Regions from separate parts of the Homo sapiens genome. Here region 1 is linked to region 2. A link is an interaction called in ENCODE POLR2A ChIA-PET data of the cell type or tissue named here. Cell type or tissue: IMR-90. All regions are shown on one strand. Links, peaks and the distances in the headings refer to the core of each region. The heading gives the core; the rest is flanking DNA.

What was found. ChIA-PET counts read pairs that join two places held together with the same protein. Peaks named below come from ENCODE experiments on the same cell type or tissue, not always from the same donor. Only the 100,000 strongest peaks of a DNase experiment are listed, where the experiment ranks them.
Region 1: POLR2A ChIA-PET joins it to region 2 with 12 read pairs; 4 of 35 experiments call an interaction of 5 or more read pairs at or near these places.

The regions. Positions count from the first base shown.
Region 1 is chr20:50,324,599-50,328,996 of GRCh38, forward strand. No RefSeq gene overlaps it. Among named protein-coding and RNA genes, the nearest start is that of LINC01271, 5.5 kb to the left of the region's middle. In IMR-90, for the core only: no CTCF peak of the experiment used is centred there; no DNase peak of the experiment used is centred there.
Region 2 is chr20:50,101,330-50,105,727 of GRCh38, forward strand. The region is part of intron 5 of PEDS1-UBE2V1 (PEDS1-UBE2V1 readthrough); the gene reads right to left. All of the region lies in intron 1 of UBE2V1 (ubiquitin conjugating enzyme E2 V1), which reads right to left. Among named protein-coding and RNA genes, the nearest start is that of UBE2V1, 9.6 kb to the right of the region's middle. In IMR-90, for the core only: no CTCF peak of the experiment used is centred there; a DNase peak (open chromatin) is centred at 2,582; H3K27ac peaks cover 533 bases.

The sequences.
Region 1 (4,398 bases), core at 96-4,095, 220 kb after region 2:
TACAAAATGTACTCAGGGCTAGTGGGAAGAGAACGGAGTAGTGTCAGAAAGATCCCTTTTCCCCGTTATCCCCACCTTCTTCCCATCAGTGTTCATTTCCCAACCTCAGAAAAGTTGTGAGCCTGGGTAAAACAGTATGTGGCCACTCCAGAGTTAAAAGACAAATGGTAACCTAGGTAAAAATATTTGAAACATAAATGTAGACAATGAATTTATTTCCACAATATATAAAGAGTTCCTGCAGAACAATAAGAAAAAAACCACAAACCCACTAGAATAATGGGTAGTGGATGTGAATAGGCAATTTACATAAAATACAGATGGCAAATAAACATGAAAGATGTTCAACCATGCTGGTAATCAGGCAAATGCAAATTAAAACAACAATGCGAGAACATTTCCCATGCCTCAGGTTGACATGAATGAGATTGGTGATGTAAAGTGTTAAGGAGACTGGGAAACGGTCACACCGATATACTGCCGGTGGCAGTGTAAATTGAAACAGCCTCTCCGGAAGACAATTTTCACAGTAGCCAGTAAAACTGTAAGTTCACATTTTTGGGGGAAACACTGCAGTTCCTTGATGTGGCATCTCCCTTAGTGAAACATCCACACACAGGCACAGGGAGTATGGTCAAGATGGTCACTGGGAGCAACCTAAATATCCATCAGTTGAGGAAGGGTTAAACACCCTGCAGTGGTCTGAGGCTCCCCATCTTTTGAAGCACAGTCTGCACACCTCCATCACTGATGTTGAACCTGCTAGGTGCTCACTCTTCCAAGCATCCCTTGCAGCTAGGGGGTGGTCACGTGACCCAGGTGCCACCGATCAGACGTGCTCACTGAGACCTGGAAGCAGGGATAGTTCAGGGGCAGCAGAGAGGGCCCACCGATCCAGTGTTGTGTGTGATTTGGGGTACTGTCCCTGCTGACCTTAAGCCTGGTTCTGCAATCCTCCCAGGCTCCTCAAATCCCTTATTTTATTTTGAACTTTCACTGAAGTATAGCACACATAGAGAAAAATGCATAGGTCGTAAGCGATAACTTCATGAGCCTTCATAAGTGAGTACACTTGTGTAACCAGCCCTTCATCAAGAAACAGAATATTCCAGTTCCCTTAAGCTTCCCTTAATGCCCTCTTCCAGTCACGACTTCCCCGAGGCTAACCAAGGCGAGTTGTGTCTATTTCTAGTGCTTTATATAAATGGAATCAAATGATGTGTGCTTGTTTGTGTCTGGCCTCTTTCCCTTAATGTTCAAGTCTTTGAGATTCACCCATGCTGTTGAGTGTGGTTGCAGATCTTTCATTCTCATTGTTAGGCAAAATTCCATAGTTGGAGCAGTGTCTGAGTGTGTCTCTGTTCTTTCATTCATTCTTCTACTGATGGACATTTGGGTACTTTCTAGTTAGGGGAGATTTATGAATAGGGCTGCTATGAATATTTATATGTGTCCTTCTTGGTGAAAATCTGTCTGCACTACTATTGAGTGTAGTCCTCTCATTGGGTCTTATGGCAAGTGTATGTTTCACCTTATTAAGTTGCCAGTGTCTTCTGAAGTGCTTGCACCATTTTGCATTTCTACCAGTCATGTATGAGGGTTTTTTCTAAATGCTCCGTATTTTCATCCACTCTTGGTATTTTCCATATTTTTCATTTTAGCCATTCTAGTGGGTGTACAGTGGTTATCTCATCAAAGTTTTCATTTGCATTTCCCTGCTGAGCAAGGATGTTGATCACCTCTGTGTGTTTATTGATCCTTTGGGTATCCCCTTTTGTGAAATGCCTACTCGAGTCTTGGCCATTTTTGTTTATTGGATTGATTGTTCTTCCCCTCATAAAGTACTTTGAATAGACTGCTTCTCTGTTTAAATTACTGTATCAGCCAGGGCTTTCCAGAGAAACAAAACCTAACAGGATGCGTGTGTGTATATCTATTTATATTTAATTCAATTTTTAAAGGGATTGACTCATGCAATTGTAGAAGCTGGCAAATGTGAAATTTGTAGGGCAAGCCGGCAGACTGGGGACTCAGGCAAGACTTCTATGATACACACTTAAGGCAGAATTCCTTCTACCAAAAACTTGGATTTTGCTCTCAAGGCCTTGAACTGATTGAATGAGGCCCACACACATTATCGAGCCCATCTACAAAATATCTTTTATTTTTATTTGTATTTATTTATTTATTTTTTTGAGATGGAGTCTCACTCTGTTGCCCAGGTTGGAATGCAGTGGTGCAATCTCAGCTCCCTGTAACCCCCACTTCCCGGGTTCAAGTGATTCTCATGCCTCAGCCTCCCGAGTAGCTGGGATTACAGGCGTCCCCCACCATGCCGGGCTAATTTTTTGGTGTTTTTAGTAGAGATGGGGTTTCGCCATGTTGGCCAGGCTGGTCTCGACTTCCTGACTCAAGTGATCTGCCTTCCTTGACCTCCCAAAGTGTTGAGATTACAGGTGTGAGCCACCATGCGTGGCTCAGAATATCTTTTTTTTTTTTTTTTTTTTTTTTGAGACAGAGTCTTGCTGGGTTGCCCAGGTTGGAATGCAGTGGTGCAATCTCAGCTCACTGCAACCTCCGCCCCTCAGGTTCAAGTGATTCTCCTGCCTCAGCCTCCCAAGTAGCTGGGACTACAGGTGCCTGCCACCATGCCTGGCAAATTTTTTTTTTGTATTTTTAGTAGAGATGGGGTTTCACTATGTTGGCCAGGTTGGTCTCGAACTCCTGACCTCATGATCCGCCCGCCTTGGCCTCTCAAAGTGCTGGGATTACAGGTGTAAGCCACCAGCCCAGCACAGAATATCTTTATAGCAACATCTAGACTCATGTTTGACCAAACAACTGGACACTGTAACCTGGTCAAGTTGACACGTAAAATTTAACTACCACAATTACCCAGAGCTGTTTATGTTGCTCTCAACTCTTAGCTCTATCTAATCTACTGTGAACATACATGCACACTCACACACATGCACACACTACCAACAACAGTGGTAGACATTTCATTGTAAGTGCACAGAAGTAAATATGGAAGGATGCTAAACTCATTACATGACCCCCTTGGGGAATGTCCAGGATGGACATCAAAGGGGATTTTAACTACAAGCTGTAACTGTAAAAAATATTTTTAAGAATATAATAATGGGTTAATTGTATAATTAAAATTAATATTTAAGTGGCAAAACTTTTAAAAGAAAACCAAAGGAGTCGTTAAGTCCCCATTATTCATTCAGCAAATATTTACTGAGCACCTACTTTGCAATAGTTGTTGGAGACACTGGATAAGACAGATCCAGTCTCTATCTTGGTGGAGCTGACATCATAGTCGAGAAGACAGGCAATAAAGAAGCAAACAGGGAAATAGCAGATGATTTCAGAAAGTGTTCAGGAGTATTCTGAAAGCAAGCAAGCCATGTGCAGGGGCACAGTATGAATGGGGACAGGGTTATGTTGGTGTGGGAAGTCAGGGAAGGCCTCCCTGCAGTGATATTTGAGCTGAGCCCTGAAAGAGGAGAAGGAGCTGGAAGAGCACACTGAAAGAGGACAAGGAGCTGGAAGAGTGGGGACCAACTCGGTACATGCAAAGGTCCTGTATTAGTCCATTCTCACACTGCTAATAAAGACATACCCAAGATTTGGTAATTTACAAAGAAAAAGAACTTTAATGGACTTACAGTTCCACTTATAGGTCTGGGGAGGCCTCACAATCATGGCAGAAGGTGAAGGAGGAGAAAAGGCACGTCTTACATGGTGGCAGGCAAGAGATCATTGCAGGGGAACTGCCCTTTATAAAACCATCAGCTCTCTTGAGACTTATTCACTATCATGAGAACCGAATGGGAAAGACCCAACCCCATGATTCAATTACCTCCCACGGAATCCCTCCCACTACACATGGGGATTATGGGAGCTACAAATCAAGATGAGATATGGATGGGGACACAGCCAAATCATATCAGGTCCTGAGGCAGGAATGGACCAGATGAGCTGGGATGAGAACCCAAGCAAGCTTCTGACTTGGAAACCGAGGCTCAGAGAGGGATACACACAACTCAAGGCCACAGCACTGGACGTGGTATAACTGAACGAGAATCCAGCTGTGTGCTGGTGCAGAGCTGCCTGTACAGGAAGGAGGCCTCTGAGCTGCTCAAAGGGCTCTATCTGCACTCCCCCACAGAAATCCCCTTATGATCAGAGCCAAACATTGGAGACCCAGCCCCCAGGCTTGTGCCAGCCTTGCCCTGCCAGCCAAGGCCAGTATCCCCACTGAGGGGCATCTGAGGGCTCTGTACACTTTGCCTCTGAGTTGAGGATCAATAGAAGCTACCACTGCTGTTTTACCTAATTATATAACAGTGGCCAGGGAGGAAGGTGTCAGGGATAGACGCTTTACCGGCA
Region 2 (4,398 bases), core at 108-4,107:
CATTTATTTCATTTGAACAGCAGTTCTCAAACCTTTTGCTCTCAAGAATGCTTTATACTCTCAAAATCATTGAAGACCTCAAAGAACTTTTTTTTTTTTTTTTTTTGAGACAAAGTCTCGCTCTTGTTCCCTAGGCTGGAGTGCAATGACGCAATCTCAGCTCACTGCAACCTCTGCCTCCTAGGTTCAAGCAATTCTCATGATGTTTAATGTGTATAGAACTGGACTTCACATTTATAAGCAAAAAAAAAAAAAAAAAAAAAAAAATTTTACACATTTCAGGACCACAGTGAAAAAAAGTTTGCTTGGCTTTTTACCTGCTTGTCAAAATTTCCCTATACATAAATTATCAGTAACATATAGGCACACACACCTTCTCTCAGTGTGATAGTTATCCAATACCTATCCAGCACTTTGCTAGACAATCTAGGGGCTATGAACAAAATAAAAACTGGGGTCTCCCTAACACAGTCTAAGGTGTCAGTGTGGAAACAAGATATACACAAAGGGCAATGAAATAAAACCATATCAAAGCACGAGAAACAGAACCTACCAGAGGACACTGTTACTTAGCCTTTGAGGGCTCACAGCCTTCTCTGAAATCTGACAAAAGATGAAGAGGTTGGAGCCATGTTACTACTGGACTTTACCTTAAGGGTAATCGGGGGGAGCTGCAAAAGGCTCAGAGTAGGGCAAGAGATAAGGCATATCCAAGTCTCCTAGGTAATGATCAGCTTTGGGGTGTGCTACTGCTAACGTCTCAGGATATAGAGCCAGAAGCATTTGCCTAGAGCAAACACTGTGACCGAACATGTGGCATCAAACTTCTTATAGGCCTGCGTGATGGGAAGTAGAAGAGATGTAGAAGATAGGGTAATTAATTCAACAGCTCATATTCATTTGCATGACTGTGGTGGTAGTTCAAAAAACAACAACAACAAAAAACAAAAAAACTGGCCTGTACCCAGTACTTCAGATAAATACCTGTTGAAAATTTTTTAAATCGAGTAAAAAAGGACAAAAGGTCTGCAAACCTCATTTTCTAAAAAACAAACACAAAAGCAACCTTGTATGCATCCTTGCATGTTCATTGTACTCTCACCAATGATCTTGGGGTGTCATGACCCAGAATCACTAACGTAAGGATACCTGGTCTACCACTCTGTTTTTAAAAGACAGGTCAGAGTAATGGATATATTACCTCCCACATGCGCTACCATGCCTGACTAATTTTGTATTTTTAGTAGAGACGGGGTTTTTCCATGTTGGTCAGGCTGGTCTCGAACTCCCGACCTCAGGTGATCCGCTGGCCTCAGCTTCCCAAAGTGCTGGGATTACAGGTGTGAGCCACCGTGCTCGGCCGACGATCCTCTTAAAGGTAAACTAGGTGCCCTCGCTCTCCTACCAGAAGCCTACTCTTGGCCTCCCGTTGCACCCGCAATCCACCCAAACTTGTCACCTGGCCGAGAGAGCCCCACCTGCTTCGCCAACATCATTTTGTGCCACTCTGCCTTGCTCCCCCATCCTCCTCCAGCTACACCAGTCCTTCTCTAAGTTTCTGAAGAGGCATCCTTACATCCCGCCTTTGTATTTGTGAGTCCCTCACCCTGGAATTCTCTGTCCCAGAGCTGTGAATGGCTGACTGGTTCCCTTGTCCTCAACCAAGGGTCTAACTGTCCATTCCCTTATCTTGCCTTATTTTTCTTCATAGTACTCATTGCCACTCGACATTGTAAATATATTCATTTTCACTTTATTGGTTGTTTCTTGTCTGTCTCCCATCTGAACATAAGCTCCATGAGAGTAAAACTTCATCTGTTTTGTTCACTGCTGAATCTCCAATGTGTCAGGGTGTTTTGCCCTCTAGAGTAAGCACCCAAATACTTATTGAAAGAATTAATGAATGACTAGGTATTAGCTAGGAACAGTATTTCAGAATGAACAACGCTCAATGTCACAAAATTCTAATCTGGTTTATTTTTGAAAATACAAGAGAGAAACATTCACAGCACCATTATCTGGGAGTCTAACATTATAAGGATTATTAAAGGGGCTTAGTATGAATTTTAAAGCCTAAGAACAGTTATATATTAAGAGGCAGAGTCCCACTCTGTTACCCAGGCTGGAGTGCAGTGGTGTGATTTTGGCTCGCTGCAACCTCGGTCTCCTGTGTTGAAGTGTTTCTTGCACCTCAGCCTCCCAAGTAGCTGGGATTACAGGCGCCTGCCACCACGCCCAGCTAATTTTTGCATTTTCAGTAGAGACGGGGTTTTACCATGTTGGCTAGGCTGGTCTCAAACTCCTGGCCTCAAGTGATCTGCCCGCCTTGGCCTCCCAAGGTGCTGGGATTACAGGCATCAGCCATTGCACCCGGCCTGACTATAATAATTTTAAAAGCTATAAAGCTTAATTAGAAGCCAGGCAGTCAGGAGAGGCCCTCTCAGAGACCCCGGTCCCGGTCCCAAACACCTTTACTTCCACACAGGCATGTGTGGTATGTTTTCTTTACATTTGATTTTCTTCCTTTTTTATTGTCTGACTCACTCTCTAAGTTTCTCAAGTCAGAGCTGTGACTCATTCAATCCCGCCTCCCCAGAATCTGGTATGCTGTCTGGCATATAATGATACTCAATATCAATAAATGTTTGCTGGTTGAAGAAATGGCAGTATCAGGCCAGGCGTGGTGGCTCATGCCTGTAATCCCAGCACTTTGGAAGGCTGAGACAGGCGGATCACGAGGTCAGGAGATCGAGATCATCCTGGCCAACGTGGTGAAACCCTGTCTCTACTAAAAATACAAAAATTAGCTGGGCGTGGTGGTGCGCGCCTGTAATCCCAGCTACTCGAGAGGCTGAGGCAGGAGAATTGCTTGAACCTGGGAGGCGGAGGTTACAGTGAGCCGAGATCGCGCCACGGCACTCCAGCCTGGCAATAGGGCCAGACTCCGTCTCAAAAAAAAAAAAAAAAAAGGCAGTATTTCCTATTGTAAACTCTAATCTACTGGGTCCAAAATATTGGACACTGTTGCCATATAATTAACATACCTGGCTGGGCGCGGTGGCTCACGCCTATAATCCCAGCACTTTGGGAGGCCGAGGCGGGCGGATCACGAGGTCAGGAGATCGAGACCATCCTGGCTAACACGGTGAAACCCCGTCTCTACTAAAAATACAAAAAATTAGCCGGGCAAGGTGGCGGCTGCCTGTAGTCCCAGCTACTCGGGAGGCTGAGGCAAGAGAATGGCGTGAACCCCAGGGGGCGGAGCCTGCAGTGAGCCGAGATTGCGCCACTGCACTCCAGCCAGGGCGACAGTGAGACTCTGGCACAAAAAAAAAAAAAAAAAAAAAATTAACATACCTAAGGTTTTTTATTTTGAGATAAGTAAAATTTGGTAACCATTTCTAATTTATTTTTAGAGATGGAGTCTCACTCTGTCACCCAGGCTGGAGTGCAATGGCGCAATCTCGGCTCACTTCAACCTTCACCTTCTGGGTTCAAGCGATTCTCCCGCCTCAGCCTCCCGAGTGGCTGGGATTACAGGCACGCGCCACGACACCCAGTTAATTCTCATATGTTTAGTAGAGACGGGGTTTCACCATGTTGGCCAGGCTGGTCTCAGACTCCTGACCTCAAGTGATCCACCTGCCTCAGCCTCCCAAAGTGCTGGGATTACAGGCATGAGCCACCACACCCAGCCTAGTTTTATTTTTAATAAATGAGAATTTTAGGAAAACTTACCATTTTTTTTAAAATAAGGGAAAACTGGTTTCTCACCCAAATCACATAAGTCAAAGAATTCTTCACTATAAAATGAACTTTGTTTCATAAAGTATGTATGAAAGCAAGTTACTAATATTTCAAACCATTTAAAAACTGCATACAAAGTTACATCAATATTTTCTACAAAACAAAAGAGCATTTAATTCCAAATGGCCTAATCACACCCTAGTTATAGAATTCAGGGTCTACTCCAGGGACATAAGTCCAAATATGGTTGGAATTCAGAGATCCTGCAGACTTCAGGATGTATCAGTGACAAGCGAAAAGCTCATCCTATCCTAAATAGAGTTTAAATTCAAAATCACGGTACATTAAACAAAACATTTTAGTGAATATATTAAAAAATTAAACGTACATATGCCAAAGAACAGAAGCACAACAGATGAGAAAACCCAAGAATACTCTAACATATGTTTTGGTCCTCTAGCACTTTAATCAATTGAATCAACATAAAATTTTAGGATTCCCAATATTTCTGTGTGAATCTGACACCAAAAAGGCAGCTGGAGAAACAGCATCAAGTGACAATATGGAAGACATAAAAATGGACTCTTACAGGCCAGGCGCAGTGGCTCACACCTGTAATCTCAGTACTTTGAGAGGCCGAGGTGGGAGTTT